2 separate regions of the Homo sapiens genome follow, and region 1 is linked to region 2. The links are chromatin loops, found by intact Hi-C in ENCODE. Cell type or tissue: ascending aorta. All regions are shown on one strand.

What was found. A loop is a pair of places that touch in the nucleus more often than their neighbours do. Peaks named below come from ENCODE experiments on the same cell type or tissue, not always from the same donor. Only the 100,000 strongest peaks of a DNase experiment are listed, where the experiment ranks them.
Region 1: a loop joins it to region 2, with 2.8 times the contacts of the local background. A loop is called at or near these places in 1 of 110 quality-filtered maps.

What each region holds. Positions count from the first base shown.
Region 1 is chr3:28,666,671-28,669,170 of GRCh38, reverse strand. The region is part of intron 2 of LINC00693 (long intergenic non-protein coding RNA 693); the gene reads right to left. Among named protein-coding and RNA genes, the nearest start is that of LINC00693, 93 kb to the right of the region's middle. RefSeq lists a silencer at 1,240-1,399. In ascending aorta, a CTCF peak has its summit at 1,329 (motif pointing left); a DNase peak (open chromatin) is centred at 1,320.
Region 2 is chr3:28,573,560-28,576,059 of GRCh38, reverse strand. It overlaps LOC107986012 (protein transport protein SEC31-like), which reads left to right. Exons shown (of 3, transcript XM_047449399.1): 1 at 1-707; 2 at 2,048-2,100. The coding sequence ends at 323. It overlaps LINC00693 (long intergenic non-protein coding RNA 693), which reads right to left and starts at 782. Exons shown (of 5, transcript NR_038840.1): 1 at 685-782. In ascending aorta, a CTCF peak has its summit at 957; DNase peaks (open chromatin) are centred at 159 and 699; H3K4me3 peaks cover 1,408 bases; H3K27ac peaks cover 1,121 bases.

The DNA of each region.
Region 1 (2,500 bases), 93 kb before region 2:
CTTTCATAAAACAGCTATGTCTGGTGTGATTTAAAAAAAAAAGCCAATATTTACCAAGTGCACTTAATATGGGCTGGCACTATTCTAAGAGTTTTAGATGTATTAAAACTCATTTAATCCCCATTACACCCCTATGAGGAAGGTAATATTATAATAGTAAACTCACTTTACTAATGAGAAATCTGGGGCTCAGAGAGGTTAATTTGCCCAAGATCACATAAATAGGAGGGGTGGCACCAAGAGCTGAACCCAAGCAGTCTGGCTCCTAACCCAACACAGTGATATACTAGAGAGAGAGAATATCAGCACTAACATTGAAAAGTTGTAACTGTGGGAAGGAGGTAGAAAAGGACGGTCAGGGAAAGAAAATATTTGTAAAATGTTAATCTGCTTAATGTTTTTACCTAACCTCTTCCAAGTGTACAAAACTTTGTGATTAAAAACAAACACCTAGCCCACAAACATACAGTCTAATAACCAGGAGTCTCTTTATTTCTCATAAAGGGATTTATCTGTCCTTAATGGTTCTGCTGTCTGATCTCAGATGGACCTAACCCCATTCCCCATTCTTAATTACCAGCAATTCAATTTGAACCAGGGTAAATGGACAGCTTGATCATATCTGCAGTCTGACACCAGAAATGCTATGACAACCACCCATTTTTCTTTAAAAAAATGATCTCGTAGCTTGTATCATGTCCTGTCTTTCATCTTCTGGAAGAAGAGAGATGGAATGTACAAATAAGCCACACTGTTGGCCAGAAGCCTGTGTGATAATAAGCCCTGATCTCCCATAGGTCAGAGTACGATACCAGACCATTCAGAGCATACAGGGCAAGTCAAATGCCCTGTGAGCTTCTGTGACTACAGGAAAGAACAGTCATTTTGAACCTTTTGGGTTTCTGCCAGGGGAACTTTATTCAGTCCCCAACGTGAGCACCTTCTTTGTGCCAGGCACTGTCAGACACCGGGGACACAGAATGAATATGACCCAGTCTCTGCCCTGAGGAGTTCACAGCATAGCAGGGCAATGCAGATACATAAATAGCCACCTGTGATGAGTGCTAAAAAAAGGGACAGGAGGAGAGCACACACAGAGGAAGGAGAGAATGGAGAGGGGTACATATTCAGGAATTATTTCTGATTAAGATGAATGGGATTTGGGATTTAACTAGGTGGGGTGGGAGAGAGAAATGATCCTAAAGTTTCTGGCTCTCAGGTCAGCTCAGACCATTATAGAGAAAGACTAGTTCTAAGAGGCTATGTCTGAGCTCATGTGCTCAAAAGCCCCAAGTGACAAGTTTCAAACCACCATTAGCGCCATCTGTTGGCCACAGTAGGAGGTGACATACACTGGGCTGGCATTTGGCTTTATGGAAATGAGCTGTGAAAGTTACCAAGTAGAGGACACCTGTATATGATAACATCCTTAACCTAGAGGCATAAGAAAGGATAGTGGTTTGCAAGCTTGTCTAAGCCAACTTATTTTGTTGTTGTTGTTCTGTTTTGTTTTGTTTTAGGCTTTTAGCGGCCTGTAGCCATTGTTTTTAGTTTCTGTCTGTAGAGATAAACAGAAAAGAGGGGTGAGGAAGGGACTTCACTGACCCAACCAGAAAGGGAAACTAAGAACTCACGACTGTATTCTCTCCCTTGGACACTTTACTAAACTATACAGGCTCTGGGGTCAGACTGCATTGGGGTATAAACTAATAGTACATGACATTGGTCTTTTATCTTGTCTAAGACTCGGATTTTATTAAAATGAAAAACGACAATAAAACTGTAACTATGTCACAGAACCATTTTGAAAATTAGAATATATGCTACATGGACAAGAACTCTCATATACTGGTAGTGCGAATATAAACTGAGAGTACAATTTTTGAACATATGTATGTTCTATGACCTAGCAGTTTCACTCTTAAGATTATACGCAATAGAAACGTGTATTATGGGTGCTGAATGGTACATATATATATATATATGAAAATTTCCTAATAGTCCTGCTTGTGATAATAATAAACTAAAAATAAGCAACATTTCCAGCAACAGAAAAATAGATACATAAATTGTAGTTATTCATACAATGGGACACTACACAGTAATGGGCATGAGCAATCAACAACTACACATAAAAAGATAGACAAATCTTACAGACATAAAATTGAGCAAAGAGGCCAGATACCAAATACTACATATTGTATGACTCCATTTAAATAACACACAGACACAGGCTAAACTAATAAATGTTAAAAAGTCTGGATGACTGGCCAGGCACGGTGGCTCATGCCTGTAATCCCAGCACTTTGGGAGGCTGAGGCGGGTGGATCACCTGAGGTCAGGAGTTTGAGACCAGTCTAATCAACATGATGAAACCCTGTCTCTACTAAAAATACAAAAAATTAGCTGGGCGTGATGGCGGGCACCTGTAATCCCAGCTATTTGGGAGGCTGAGGCATGAGAATTGCTCGAACCTGGGAGGCGGAGGTTGCAGTGAGCC
Region 2 (2,500 bases):
CGTGTCCTTGGAGCGCTGGCCTTCAGGCGCCCCCGGCAGTCCCGCTAAGCAGAGCGCATCCCGGCGGCGGCGGCGGCGGCGGCGGCGGCGCCTCCCAGCCGCGCTCCCAGCCTCAGGGCCGCTTGGGTACTTGCTCTCCAGCCCGGCCCACGCTCCTAGCCGCTTTCCAGCGTCTCTTGGGGCCCCTTGGCGTTTCTCCTCCCTACCAACCTTCTGAACAAAGTTGCTGGAAGAACCAACCTGGTCGCCGGGCTTTGCCCGGCGAAGCTGGCAAGAATAGGGACTCTCAGGTGCAAGTGAAATCTACCTTCCCCGCCCGCTGACCAAGCGCCGACCCTCAGCCTTACCCCCTCCCCAACGCAAAGGAGCCAAGGAAAGGAGGGATCTCCGACCTGTGCGAGGTGGTGGCGGCGAGGACTAGAAAGAGAGGAGCGTGCGGAGGGCTGGTGCGCCCACCCCCAACCCCAGGTGACCCCCGCCTCCGCGCTGGCCCTGGTCCCCTCCCTCTCCCGGCCGAGCGCGCCTCCGGGGTCAGTCCCTCCGGGCTGCGCGTGTGTGTATCCCAGAGCTCCGCTCCGGGGTCTGTTCTGCCGCTGGCGGCTCCGCGCCGCACAGCCCTGCACTAAAGAACTGGAGTAGAGAAGGAGAAGCCAACGGCAAATTCCGGGCAGGAAGTCGACCTACCCTTGCCTCTGGCCAGGTCGCAGGTTAGAACCGGGAAGGGGTGGGGCCCCTCGGGGACAGCGAGGACGCGAGTCTCGCGGCGCGCCGGAGTTTGGCGTAAAGGTCGGCAACAGAGGGTCGATGGGGTAGGAGGAAGGAGAAGCGAGAAGTCGCTGCCAGGCATTTACTGCAATGTGCCCGGGGCGGGCGCCAGCTGGGCGCCGTCTCTTTTTGGTGGTGAGTTCTGTGCTGGAAGAGCGTCCTCAGCAGGGCAGGGCTCCACCAGGAGGCTTCGGTGGTGACCCCAGGGCAGGCAGTGCGTTGCGTCTATAAATTTAAATAGAGATGGCGAGGGTAGCCTTGGAAATTCTTAAATCAGGGTTCACCACTAGTCAGGTGAACAGGATGACTTCTCAATTTAACACCACTTGATCCTGGGTAGTAGCTTACAACTTCATGGGAACTGCCACTGCAACTCTGCACGTCCAGGAGGGACTTTCAAGCAGCTCTGGAGAGAAATGGCGGGTTATCAAGAACCTGTTCAATATTAAATAGAGCCCATTATTCTGGGCTTTGAATTCCATAATGCTCCCAAATGGATCAGCAGATTAATGAACTATTCATGCGTTTCTTGGCAGAGGATGGCTTTTTTCCCCTAGCATGTATCACAGATCACACTTGCTTGATGAAACTGGAAAATTGCATTGCTCATCCCATGAATGCTTTGCATTAACTTAAACACAACTTTTACATATCAAGACACACTGTCCCATTGATGCAGTTACACAAGAACACATCATTAGGTTGTATCCCTCAATGCTATCTTTTAATCTGACTCTGCATGTGTGACAGAAATTAATTGCCACTTTCATCAGTGTAGACAACCAATCTGGGTAATGCAATGTGAACAAGTTTTTGAAAAAGAAGAAAAAGTTTAGGGACCAAATTACCCATTCTCTTTTTCTTCAGATTTTCTAAAAATCAGATTTCAAGTTCGTTTTCTAAATTGGGAATTGTTGAAAATAGAGTGAGCTCCTCCCCAGTACCTGGTAATAAACCAACAATCATTATAGAACGTTTATAATGGTAAATTAGATTATATGTGTAATGTGCTTAGCAGAGTGTCTTTGTGCATATCGAGCACCTAACATTGTTATACCGAGAACAGTAAGATGATATATGTTCACACTGAGTGTTCATCTGAAGACCTTGATTTACAAAATAGAAGCTACCGGTTTAAATCACCTTTATTTAAATTTCCTAAAAGATATTTGGTATCTTTAGAGAATGAAGCCCCTTCTGAAGACAGGAAGAAAGTCAATAATATTTTGTGCAATAAAGGTTTGAATTTGTCAGGTTTTTGTTTTTTTTTTTTTCCCTACAGTGTAGCAATAAAAATCACATGTCAGTTCAGACAGCAGCAGGAATAGCTGACTGGTAAGTTATTATTCTTCCATGCTTGCTACTTCCAAAATACGTTTGTGAACTTCTTTCAAGGCTTAAATGAAGATTAAATCAAAATAAAGATACAATACTTCAATTAAATTTGTCCTAAATTTAGACATGTCCTTTTAAAGATTCTTATTGTTAAATGCAAATATTTCTCCTTTCTTCTGCCCCTCTATTTTTGGGGGACAGTTTTTTTTAAGCATCTGTCACAAGTAAATATGGACTCGGAAAATATATTACATTTCAAAACTGTTGATTGCACCTAATTATGCATGTAAATTGCTACTTCAAGCATGAAGACAGCTTGCAACATTTTGAAAATTTTGCCCTACTAGTCATCTGAGGTATTTGTGTTACTATTTTGCAGTTGCCTTAAATGACTCTTCAT